3 separate regions of the Homo sapiens genome follow, and all the other regions are linked to region 1. A link is a contact called in ENCODE Hi-C or POLR2A ChIA-PET data. All regions are on one chromosome and are shown on one strand. Each heading gives the region's core, a stretch centred on a gene start or an enhancer-like site at or near the end of the contact. The rest is flanking DNA. Distances are from core to core; before and after follow the strand shown.

Region 1 (4,241 bases), core at 849-3,348:
GCGCTGTGGTTTTGATCACATAGCCTGACTATGAAAGACCGGTTCTTAGCTCTGCTGTGGCTTCTCTGATTTGAGCTGAATTAATTGCCAAAACATTCTGTGCCTCAGTTTCTTCCTCTCATTCTGGCCCATGGGGAAAATCACGAAATGTGAAACTTGGTGTGAGTGAAGCAGGCGAGGTGTGGGACACTAGGGAGAGGCGGGGACTGGGGCCCATGGGGGAAACACCCCTTCAAAGGCAGCAGCTTCCAGTTAGCTCCAGTTACAGCATCATGGGGTAACACAGGCCTTGGGTGCTAGAATTTTAAATTTTTCAGAAGGTAAAAGTCCAGATTCCTAGATGAAATCTCCGATTTTTTAATGTTTGTGACTAAGTTTTAAAACACCATGTCAGCTACGAATGTCAATCTTAGCTCCACGACCAACTGGTTGTGCGATCTAGAGTACAGTATCTAACTCTCTGAGACCAAACCAGTTTCCTTGGCCGTGAATGAAGATTTCAAGACCTACTTGCCCAAGTGGTTTAACGAACTAACAGAGCCCGGGGCGTGGCTCCCAGTCAGTGAGAGCCACGGTCATCATGCAGCACCTGCTCTGCTAACTGTGCTAATGGACCAGCAACTCCCATTTCTCAGATAAATAAACTGAAGCTCAGAAGAATGGGCAGTTTGACCCTGATCACACAGTCAAGGAAGCAGACCAGGCAGGTAGAAAAAACATCCTTCCCAAACCTGATCACAAGGAAGAGGTAAAACTGATTAACTTATAAATAAGTTAATATAATATAATGTAATTATAAATATAATATAAATAAATATAATTTATAATAAATAAATATATTTATATTATATATAATATATATTATTTATATAATATGCAATTACTACTTATATAATATGTAATATATAATATCTATTATATGTTATATATTTAATAATAATATAATATATAATTATATATTATAATTATTTAATAATTAATTGATTTTAATAATGTTATATGACATATATGTCATTATTAATTATAATATAATATATGATATATCATTATTAATTTATAAAATAACTTATAAATAAGAGTTTGGGGATTAAAAGAGCTCTAAATAAAAAGAAGTGATTATTAATCTGTCTGACTCCTAACAGGTGTGACAGGAGTCTCTAATAAAGACGTCTACAGTCCTAGAGGCAGGCAGACCTCGCCAGGACTTGGCAGATGTGAGCTGATAACACACATGCCCATGGGGTGCTGGCACTGGCTCCTACAGGCTCAAATCCCAGTTTTCCAGGAACCCCAAGAGCTGGTTGTGAATGCAGCCACTCTGGTGGGAGCTGTGGTTAGAGTGTCTCCACGGTAGAAATAGGCAAACACTACAAATCACGGGCTTGTTTTCTTCCCTGGAGAACTGGTTGTCCAAGGTTTACCATGGCATGTGGTCCAGTGACATTGACCCTTTTGGCAAAATCATCCCTTCAGTCCCCAGAGACCAGACCTCCTGATACACCCGCCTTCCCTTCTGCATGGCCCCCATCTCCAGAAAGCAAGTTTGGATCAGGAAGAAATGCAGTTAGCACAAGATGGTGAATGACTCGTTGGGGGCACACGGAGGGGATTACCGTTCAGTGAGGAACACTGAAAGATGGCAAAGGGCCAGACCACGACAGGAAGCTTCCGCCTTCTTTGAGGGGTAGGTGAGATTGTCTGAAACCAAGAAATGCCAGAAAGGGACAGTAACAGTGTTCTGGGTGGCAAGTGCAGTGACAAAAGTGAGCCCTCCAGCTCCCCAGTGGGGCCCACCCTGCCCTCTGGGGAAAGGAGGCTCTAACAGGAGCAGACAGGTCACACCTGCAAAGGAACTGAAAGTCACTGCTCTGAGGAACTGGGACCAAACCCCAAGGCAGAAAACAGGCTGTGACGACCCCAGCTTCCGTAGAACCAAGCCTCATCCCAGGGAAGAGAGAGAGCTCTGGGTGAGCGAGCTCAACCGGGGGTGCCCATGAGTCCATGGGGGATGCTGAGAGGAGAGAGCCAGGACACCTGAGGGCAGGCCAGGGGGAATTCTGATTGTCACCGGGAGTAACGTGGGCTGTTTTGGAGTTTACAGTGTAGTGAGCTTGACGTCCACCCCAGGCAAGAGGCTAGATGAGATTACTAACAGCATGATCTGTGAGGAGAGGCAAAGCAGGTGCTGGGCCTGGGAACCAGCAGGAGGTCACTGGGAACACACCAAGTCAACTAAACCTGTTTACCAGTGTGTGGTTGCTGGCCTCACAAGTTGGGTAATTAGTTGCGTCTGATGAATATCATAGCTCAGTGGCCTACAGCAGTCAGGCGGGTGATGTAAATGAGTGGAACAGGCTGCGAGTGAGGCGACAGGGCGAGGTGGGGATGGTGACACATCAAAGAGAACTGCCCCATTGAAAGGGAATGCTTCCACTCTGATATGGTTTGACTGTGTCCCCACCCAAATCTCATCTTGAATTGTAACTCCCACAATTCCCACGTGTCGTGGGAGGAACCCGGTGGGAGGTGATTGAATTATGGCGGCTCTGTTCTCGTGATAGTGAATGGGTCTCATGAGATCTGATGGCTTTAGAAATGGGAGTTTGACTGCACAAGCTCATTCTTCTCTTGTCTGCCACATGAGATGTGCCCTTCACCTTCCGCCATGATTGTAAGGCCTCCCCAGCCACGTGGAACTGTGAGTCCATTAAACCTCTTTCTTTTGTAAGTTGCCCAGTCTTAGGTATGTCTTTATCAGCTGCGTGAAAACAGACTAATACACGCCCCACCCCAGCTACATCACTGTGGAATAATCAAGGGTATCAGATCTTCAGATTTTTCAAGGAAAGCTGAAAATCCAGATTATTATGTAGAAATCTCTGAATTTTTAAAAATGCTTGTAACTGGTTCATAATTTTTAAAAATATGGGTTGGGTGAACAGAACACTAAATCCAACATAGGGGCCACCAGATTGTGATCTTTAATCTGATATCTATAGGTTTCCATAAAGCATTTTATGGGGTTCATTTGTGATTTTGTTGTTGTTGAAGAGCACAGGGAGAGAGATGGGCCTGGCTGAGGCCACACCAGTGTCAGTCCAGACATAGGCGTCTGTGCTGTTGGTTCCTCCTTTCATTCACATCAGCAATTCAGATAAGGATCCAGGAGGCAGGCCTTCCAATGTGGGGCTGCCATCCAGCTAGGAGGATGGCACACATGCCAGGTGCTAGAGCCAGGATGAAGCTGACCTCAATGGTCTGGAGTAACGGGCTGGTGTAGCCATGGGAAGTTTAGGACAAAACAATCTAAAGTTCCAAGTCTCGGCTGGGCACGGTGGCTCACACGTGTGATCCCAGCACTTTGGGAGGCCAAGGTGGGTGAATCACCTGAGGTCAGGAGTTCGAGACCAGCCTGGCCAACATAGCAAAACCTCGCCTCTACTATAAATACAAAAATTAGCCAGACATGGTGACGCACACTTATAATCCCAACTACTCCGGAGGCTGAGGCAGAAGAATTGCTTGAACAAGGAGGCGGACGTTGCAGTGAGCCAAGATCGCACCACTGCCCTCCAGCCTGGACGACAGAGTGAGACTCTGTCTCAAAAATAAATAAATAAATAAATAAATAAATAAAAATAAAGTTCCAAATCTAGCTTAGCAGGAGCACATGTGAAAAAGACGATGGCATTTTAGTCGATGGCAAATACATTGTGAAGCTGGATCGCTGAATGGGCGCCCCCTGGTGCCACTGTCTGTGAGACTGCACTCGTGGAGGGGCGCCCGGTGGGAGGGTCAGTCCACTCTGCAGGCCTTGGGTTCTGAGACCCCCATTAGGAAGGACAGGCACCAGGTTGAGTGTGTCATGGGAGGTGGATCTGGGATGGCCTGGGGTTAAGAGGGGCGTGCGGAATGGCTGAAGTAACCCAGAGGGTTTGGCCTGAAGAAACCTCAAGAGAGACCTGCCTGGTTTTTCAAACAGTTGAGGCTTCCATGTATCTCCTGAGGGGAGAACCGGGATCCAGGAGTGGATTTTATAGGAGGCCGATTTCTGCTCTATTCAAGGAACACGTTAAAGAAGACCAGAACTATCTAGAGATATACAGGTTGTGGCCTGAGAGTTTCCTGGTGTCTGGCCCTGACCACGCCTCCAGCACCACGTCTCACCAAAGAGGAGCCTCGCAGTGGGTTGAGCTGGCTCAGAAGACCCTGTGGCTCACCACTGGCTAAGTTTTCCAGCT
Region 2 (4,241 bases), core at 757-3,256, 250 kb before region 1:
ATCTACCCCACACTGGTCAGTACCTTGCCTGGGCAACAGGAGAAAGCAACTCCTATCAGTATCATTTAGGGCTATGTGGAGATCTTCCCAAAAGCACATCTGATCCATCACCCCCATACTTTGAACAATCCTCTGTGGCCACCTCTTGCCCAAGGCCAAAAAGCAAACCCCTCAAAGGACCACCCCTTCGAAATTCAGCCCTAACCAACCCTTCCAACTAATAAGTCTAATCAACGTGATCCACCTCTGGCCCAACTTCTGATCATTTCGCAGTTGTGCCTAAAGCTCTAGACGCAAGGTTCAAATATGTAGAAGGCCATTTCTTACCCACTTAGCCTGGTGAATTCTTTATCCCTCAAGATCTCACCTTAAAGGAAACCACTCCTGCCTCCCCAGGGCAGGTCTCTGCCCCGAGTTTCCGCGGCACTTACAATGTTGTCATGTCAGGTGCACAGGCGTCCATCTCCCAACTAGACTGAGAATCCCTAGGTGTAGAAACTGCCTTCCATCTTACGGTCCTGACCATGGTTCCAACACACATCCACATTTACGACCTGTGACACCCTGGGCAAGTCATTTAACCTTGATTCTATTTCTATTCCAATTCCAAAAGACGGAGATGATAGCATCCAACTTATTGGGTTCTCACCAGTACTAATAAACTAACCATGTCAAGTGCTGTAAAGCTAACCCAAGAAAGTGCCTGGCACATAGAAGGCTTATTAAAGAATTGTTATTTGCTATTGCTATCATTATCATCACTACTGCTACTGTTATACCCGGAACAAAGCAGGTGTTCGGTACCTATTTGCTGAATAACTGGAGCACTTCACAACAAACCTGTTTGTAACATGTTAGGACCTCAGGTTCCCCCATCGCAGGTATCAAAGGCTGACAGAAGAGAAGGCTCCCACGGTGAAGGGAACGGCTGAACCTAATCCGCCCCGGAGGAAAAGCGCACTGCAGCAGGAGGAGAAAGTCCGTGCCAACCGGATCTGCCAGAGCTGCCCCAGGGACCCAGCCTGCTCGCAGCCACCTGTCCAGCCACCTGCCTGAGGAAGCAGTGTTCTAACCGGGCGGGCTCACCTGGAGCAAAAACCGTAAGCTGTTTTCAATAGGAAGCACAATGGGAAAACAAACGGTGCAACTTTCCTCCTGCAAAAAGGACGTGCGTCTTTATCTAACATTTAGCGTCAGGAGTTCTCCGTGGAGAGTTGGGTGCCAAGCGGGTGCGCGGTCCCGGCTTTGCTGAGAGAGACGGTCACTGAACGCGCATCCCTTCCTTCCCTTTTGGGATGAAGGGGTGAAGGGGTGATCCCTCGCACCCGGGTCCGAGCGGACTTCTGAGGGCACCACAGGGAAGTCTGCAGGGCACTCGCGGGACACCACCCGACCGCTCCTGAGAAACGTGCAGAACCGGGGTTTGGGGACCGCGGACGCCCGCGGGGCGCAGCCGGGAGCCCCCGCGTGGGACCCGCTCGGTGGCACGAGCGCAGTCCCCTGCATCTAGGCCTCAGTTTCCTCCGGGTCCTCGCGGCCCAACTCGGCGCGCGCCCCCCGCCCAGCGCGCGGCGCCCGGGGCGCCCACCTGCGCGCCCCCCGCCCGGCCCCACAGCCGCCCGCCGTCCGTCGGGGGCCGCGCGCTCCGCCCGGGGCGCCGGCCCGTTACAGCGGCGGGGCACGCTCGACAGGGGCGGTGACGCCCGCGGGACCCCGGGCCGGGCCGAGCCGGGCCTGGGCGGCCGCTCGGGCAGGGCCACGGGCCTCGGCCGGGGCTGCCGCGGCGTGAGGGGCGCGCGCCCGGGCCGCCGCGCCGCGGGCTCACCTTCTGTCGGATCTGACCCGACGTGGACACCTTGCGGATGAGCTTCTGTGGGGAGCCGGGCTCCGCCTCGGGCTCGCTGTCGGACGACTCCTCGGGCGGCGGCGGCGGAGGCGGTTGCGGGGGACCCGGCGGAGGGGCGCCCGCCGCCGCCGCCATGCTGCCGGGCCAGCGCGCGCACCGCGGGCGGGGGCGGGGCGGGGCCGGCGGGAGGGGCGGGGCCGAGGGCGGGCCGGGCCGGGGGCGGTGGGGGCGGCCTCCCGCCTCTCCCCGCCGCGCCCCCTGCCGGCCATGCGCGCAGCTGCAGACGGCGCCGCGCGGCCCCTCCCCGCCCCCACCTGAAGCGTCCCGGGCCCCCCGCCCACCTCTCCGGGCCGTGGCTTCTGTGTGTTATTTCTGGAACGCCGTTTGTGTTCTTGTTTCTATATTCACTTCTTAAAACATCTCTACTCTTCCGCATCAGAATGTAGGTAACCTCAGGCAGGCTGGGGCTGTGTCTGTCCTGCCCAGCCTTGTGTGGCCGAGTTTGGGGCGAGCTCGAATGCGCGCGCGCGTGCTGGAAAGAGACCCCGGTACTGGGACGGGCCTCGGGACGCCAGAGCTGGGATGCACCGCTCCATCTGGGAAGGCTTCCTGGAGAAAACGGTTCTTAAGGAGAGATGGAAAATGTGAGCAGGAGTTGTGACTAGAGAGGGAACCATGTTCTAGGCAGAGACCAGATTTGTGCAAAGGCCTGGAGGCAAGAAAGAACGAGTGTTGGGCGAAGACGGGGGAAGAAAGGGAAGCTGGTGCTTAGAGCAAGGAAAATGGCATTAAGATATGAGCCTCGGGGCGGGCAGGTCGAAGCGGGCTTTGGAAACCAGATAAGGGGATGGAAGGCAGCAGGAAGCCCTTGAGGGATTTAACCCTGGGCGGGGCTGGGTCACCACGCTGGGGCCTGTGATCCGGGCTTTGAAGTTATCAGGGCAGGTGGACGCCCTGGATTACCGAGGGGCTGAGAGATAGAGACGTGGACTGAGATCCAGGTGGGGAGTGACCAGCGACTGGAGGGAGACAGAGGTGACCAGAACGAGTCCCATGTTTCCCAGGGGGGCTGCTGGATGGTGGGCGGGTGGGGTCCAGCGCTGCTCTGGGCAGAAGAGGAGGAAGCGAAGCTGGAGATGAGATCAGCTAAGTTTTTGGTGCCATCCAGGTGGAGCAGGGCTTGGTGCCACCCAGAGGAAATGCTGTCCATCTGTCTGCCCTGCTCTGAGGGGCAAATCAGTAAGGGACTGCCCAGGTGTGCCCTCTCCCTGTCAAAGGGCTGCCGCTAGAGACCTCGCCTGCCAATAGGCATTCGCTGGCCGCGCCGCCCTGGGCAGTGACCTGGGGCTGCAGAGTGGCATCTGGCATGGGGACACGGCCAGGGGCATGGGCTCACGGCCAGGACAGAGGAGGACAAGGCCTAAGGCAGGAACAGTCCGGGACAGGCCGAAGGCCCCATGGTGCCCCAGGGTACTATAGCCACTAGCCACATGTGGCTACTTAAATTTCAATTAGTTAGAATTCAGCATTCCGTTCCTCAGCCACAGGAGCCACATTTCAGGGACTCAGTAGCCGCATGTGGCTTAGCAGCTGCCACGCTGGATAGCACAAATATAAAACACTTCCCCCGTCCCCCCAGAAAGTTCTGCAGCACAGTCGCATGCTGAACTGTGTCCTCCCGTAATTCATATGTTGAAGTCCTAACCCCCAGTACCTCAGCATGTGACTGCATTTGGAGTTAAGGTTTTTAAAAAGGTAATGAAGTTAAAATGAGGTCACAGGGGTGATCCCTAATCCGGTATGACTGGCGTCCTCATAAAAAGAGGAGATGAGGACACAGACACACACAGAGGGCAGCCCATGTGAAGACACAGGGAGAAGATGGCATCTACAAGCCAAGGAGAAAGGCCTCCGATGGAACTCCCCCTGCCGACACCGTGATCTCGCACTTCCAGCCACCAGAACCGAGAGCGTCAATTCCTGTGGTGGAAGCCGCCCGGCCTATGGTGCAGTGCTCTGGCAGCCCTAGGGAACTCATGCAGGCACAAAGGGCTCCAGCCTCCCCACAGGGTTGGGACTTTTCTATCAATTAACTACATGTGGAGTGATACACAGAGGCAAAACCCTGGAGGAGTGTGCAAGGCGGAGGAGGGGCGGGGACGCACAGGGGAAGAAACAGTTCATTCCTTCATTCCGCGGGGGAGCCGGGTGACCTGAGCAGGGTTTGGGATTGGAATGGAGAGGTCAGATATGAAGGGAGTTTCCCAGGAAAACGCAAAAACGGGGAGACTACCCCTACCAGGTGAGCAGAGCGGGTGACGAGGGATTTTGGTGAAGCCGGTAGCAAGGCGGGTGCGGGAGGCAGGGAGGTGAGCAGCGGCGCCAGGATGCAGAG
Region 3 (4,241 bases), core at 521-3,020, 250 kb after region 1:
GGCAGAAGAATTGCTTGAACCTGGTCGAAGGAGCTTGCAGTGAGCCGAGATCGCGCCACTGCACTCCAGCCTGGGTGACAGAGCGAGACTCTGTCTCAAAAAAAAAACAAAACAAAAAAACCCCCTGCAAACCACTGCTTCAGAGAATCAGAGAAAAGAATGGGATGTGAGTGTGTATCAAGGACAGGCTGGGCTGGCCCTGGAGGAAAGTTCATGCAGGAGGTCTACCTTAAAAGAGATGGGGGTGGGCAGGGGGGTTACCATGGAGGGTTGTATACACTAAGTTCTTTGTAACTACTTGACCACATAACTTTGAAATCTGAGTGGGATTAATACCCCTTTAAACCTCAACCCACTTTAATGGGAATACTTCTTCCCACCAGTCAAAAACTTTATGAAAGTTCTGGCCCAGAGCTTTTGATACTCAGGGTAAGAGGCTCCATGGAAGACACACTATTAAGATCCTTAGAGTCCTCGCATATTCTCTTTCCCACAGTAGACAGAGCAAGAAGATTAAAGTACTCTAACTCGATCTACTGTAAATATATCTGCAAAGGAAAAGATTTCAGTTAGCAATGTTTGATTAACCAAAAGGGAATTTGGCTTAGAAAAAGCAGTACTAGCATACCCATTGAAGGCAATAAGCAGTACTCACAAACACAACTGACAGCTGAAAACCTAATGCTGGCTGGGCACACTGGAGGCCGAGGTGGGTGGATTACTTGAGGCCAGGAGTTAGAGACCAGACTGGCCAACATGGCAAAAACCTGTCGCTACTCAAAATACAAAACATTAGCTGGGCGTGGCGCTGCACGCCTGTAATCCCAGCTACTCGGGAAGCTGAGGCACAAGAATTGCTTGAACCCAGGAGGCAGAGATTTTAGTGAGCTGAGATAACATCACTGCACTCCAGCCTGGGCAACAGAGTGAGACCTTGTCTCAAAAAAAAAAAAAAAAAAAAAAAAGAAAGAAAAAGAAAAAAAGAAAACCTAATGCCGAATGCCCAATGGTCACATGTATGTAATTTTTCCAAAACTTCTATAATTGGAGGTTGATAAAAATGATGAACAATGCCTCTTTAAACTGAGTGACTCCCCAAAAATGTTCCAGTTCTTCTACCTTGAATAAAATCCCAAACTGTTTTAGTTATTTGAATACCAAAAAGTAAACAGGCAATGTCCTTATTCTAAAAGCAGTTCTGTTAATATTAGCTGGGTTTTCTGCAGCCTCTTGTTTTTTCATGTTCAAGTTTTCAAATAAATACACATTTGAAATGTAACAGTAATAAACAAAAATGCCTTACATAAAATACCTTAATTAACTGACTCAAAAATATCATGATTCAAAAAAATAAACATGCCTATTTATTAACCAAAAAAGCTGTGGTACCAACTGCTTACAAGACCAAATATAGGGAGAGGCTAGGATTCCAAACCCCATCCTGAGTTTGACCCCATCAACTGTGTTCCAATAACCCACAAGTCTTTTTCTTCCCCCTTGAAAATAGTGACAGCCTTAGTGTTTATATATATATACATATATATGTATTTTTAAAGACAAGGTCTCACTCTGTCGCCCAGGCTGGAGTGCAGTGGTGTGATCTTGGCTCACTGCAACTTCCACCTCCCAGGCTGAAGCGATCCTCCCACCTCAGCCTCCCCAGTAGCTGGGACTATAAGCGGGTGCCACCACACCCAAGTAATTCTTGTAATTTTTGTAGAGACAAGGTTTTGGCATGTAGCCCAGGCTGGTCCCCAACTCCTGGATTCAAGCAATCCGCCCACGCTGGCCTCCCAAAGTGCTGGGATTACAGTCATGAGTCACCGTGCCTGACCCTAATGTTTATGTTTTTAAAGTAACAGTTAATTAGGCAAGTACAAGAACCTAAAGGCCAGTCTATGAAATAAAATACTACTTTATTCTGAGGCAGATTTTTCATTGACTTCACGTGTATCTTAAGAACAGATAAAATGTGATAAAAGGCAATAATGAACTATATGCAAAAGAAGTGGAAGTGTAATTTAAAAGCTAAATTAATTTTACTCATGCAAAGACAGGAAGGGAAAAGTCTGTGGCCAAAAAAAGTTGATTAATATGTTAATTATCAGTCTAGGCTTTTAGCAAACAGACATATTCTCATTTAACTGTCATTTAAAAAACCAGCAAGGTATGCATTCATCCTTTGGCTGAATGCCATTCTTTATCAAATTCAGCCATTTGATGTAAGGGAAAGTTCTGGGTACTGTGAAACCCAAGGCAACACAAACACGGATTCAATCCACTATGCCTGGCTCTAAAGATGACATTCTGTGAGGTTCAGAGCATAGTCTCACTCACATGAGTTCTTTAAGATTTGTGAGGTTGTTCTTACAAGGAAAGTCTGGGGAGAAACTGTATTGTGTGTTTATCACATCTGAGTGCAGGTTGCTGATTCACAATGACCACCTGAAGAGCTCTAAAAAAAGAGGAAGCCAGCCGGGCACGGTGGCTCACCCTTATAATCCCAGCACTTTGGCAGGCCAAGGCGGGCAGATCACGAGGTCAGGAGATCAAGACCATCCGGGCCAACATGGTGAAACCCCATCTCTACTAAAATACAAAAAGTAGCTGGCGTGGTGGCACGCACCTGTAGTCCCAGCACTCGGGAGGCTGAGGCAGGGGAAATCACTTGAACCCGGGAGGTGGAGGAAGCCTACTGAAGATAGGAGATACTGGAGAATATTGATAATTAAAATGAGGCTGTGGCCCCCTCTGCTGGTTTGTTTTAGAAGCAAAATTCTCTTTCCATCAGTGACTGCTTTTTCAACGAAGACTTCCCATTTTCCCATTTTATGCATGGGGAATGTGTAGCTAATGGATAGTTATTAATTTTTTCTCAGTATACAAATTATATGAAATATGTAAATTAAAAAGTAATAAATGAAAATGAAATAAGTATAGGACAAAAATGAGCAATTATGAGAGGAATTTCCAGAGTGAGGTTTAGGTGAGCAGTAATTTTCATAACCTCAGTGAGTATCCTCAATACTTTGTTCAACGTTTGTTTTTCTTCCCCTTCAAGGTATATGGATTCCTTAAACTCTACTCCTAGGATGACCTATCTCCCACACCCTTATAGTGAGGTTTTTAAAGTCCCTTCCTTTCTTAGATCTATAAATAGAAGATGAGATCCAAGGGAATATTTAAGTCCAAACGGTCTGACCTCATTTTCAGAGCAACCTTTTCCCTAACAGCCTATCCTCAAGTCCCAAAGCTTCTTAGCTAGAACCCACAGTTAGAATTTAAGGAATGTTTTAAAATCTATTCACCAATTTCATCCAAATTGGAAAAAATTTCAGGCTGCTCCATCCATCCTTATCAACTTTTGAGACAAGCAGAGGAAAACAGAATTGCACCAGATCTACAAGTTCCCAAACCCAGCTTTCAGGCACCAATTCTTTGTTATTATTATTTTTAAATAATATTTTAAACATTATTATTTTAAATTATTATTTTTTTGAGACGGAGTCTCACTCTGTCGCACAGGCTGGAGTGCAGTGGCGTGATCTCAGCTCACTGCAACCTCCGCCTCCTAGGCTGCTCAAGTGATTCTCCTGCCTCAGCTTCCCGAGTAGCTGGGATTATAGGCACCCACCACCACGCCCAGCTAATTTTGTATTTTTACTAGAGACGAGGTTTCACCATGTTGGCCAGGCTGGTCTCCAACTCCTGACCTCAAGCGATCCACCCGCCTCAGCCTCCCAAAGATCTGGGATTACAGGCGTGAGTCACCGCGTCTGGCTTCAGGCACCAATTCTAAAGGACAGTCCTAAAAGTTAGGTTTTACTGTCATGTTGTTTTCACCAGGGCTGGAAGGCTCTGAGGGAAAGAGAGAATCCTACCAAGGGTACAGTAAGGTTACCACCTGCCTCTCACTGTGCGGGGTCTCACGCTCTTCATGATGTCCCACAGACATTTCAAACTCAACCCAGTCAACACTCAATTCCCCTCAGCCTGTGCCATGTTCCACTGCTTATCATTTCACAGCAAATGGCAACACCATCCATCCATCCTGGTCCCCAAGCCTGAGACCTTTCCACTCTTCTTGTCCAGTTAATTCTATCCCCTACATTTCTGAAATCCATCTAACTCCTTTTCATCCCCACTACCAAAACCCTATTCCAAGTCACTGGTATCTTTTACCTAGTCTATACTGCAGCCTCCTCACTGTTCTGCCCTCCTGACAGGACAACAACCGGAAC

Evidence for each region. A loop is a pair of places that touch in the nucleus more often than their neighbours do. ChIA-PET counts read pairs that join two places held with the same protein, here RNA polymerase II (POLR2A). Pooled maps may share reads with other maps.
Region 2: a map of B cell shows a loop between it and region 1 (2.1-fold over the local background). The contact joins the promoter of DGKD here to the enhancer-like site in region 1. A Hi-C loop is called at or near these places in 1 of 168 maps with a recorded cell type or tissue (B cell), 1 of 37 single-sample maps with no recorded cell type and 4 of 50 pooled maps. POLR2A ChIA-PET finds 5 or more read pairs at or near these places in 1 of 52 experiments (GM12878).
Region 3: a pooled map shows a loop between it and region 1 (4-fold over the local background). The contact joins two enhancer-like sites. A Hi-C loop is called at or near these places in 2 of 50 pooled maps. POLR2A ChIA-PET finds 5 or more read pairs at or near these places in 2 of 52 experiments (HCT116 and HEK293).

The regions. Positions count from the first base shown.
Region 1 is chr2:233,098,333-233,102,573 of GRCh38, reverse strand. The region is part of intron 2 of INPP5D (inositol polyphosphate-5-phosphatase D); the gene reads right to left. Among named protein-coding and RNA genes, the nearest start is that of INPP5D, 40 kb to the right of the region's middle. Within about 2 kb of position 2,098, at least 7 of the 41 ENCODE cell types and tissues checked have a DNase peak (open chromatin) inside an H3K27ac peak, as active enhancers do; they include B cell and GM12878, where a contact is called at or near this core.
Region 2 is chr2:233,352,259-233,356,499 of GRCh38, reverse strand. DGKD (diacylglycerol kinase delta) reads right to left here and starts at 2,006. Exons shown (of 30, transcript NM_152879.3): 1 at 1,826-2,006. The coding sequence starts at 1,981. RefSeq lists a silencer at 1,817-2,056 and enhancers at 2,307-2,356, 2,497-2,556.
Region 3 is chr2:232,851,805-232,856,045 of GRCh38, reverse strand. All of the region lies in intron 28 of GIGYF2 (GRB10 interacting GYF protein 2), which reads right to left. Among named protein-coding and RNA genes, the nearest start is that of SNORC, 16 kb to the left of the region's middle. Within about 2 kb of position 1,770, at least 5 of the 41 ENCODE cell types and tissues checked have a DNase peak (open chromatin) inside an H3K27ac peak, as active enhancers do.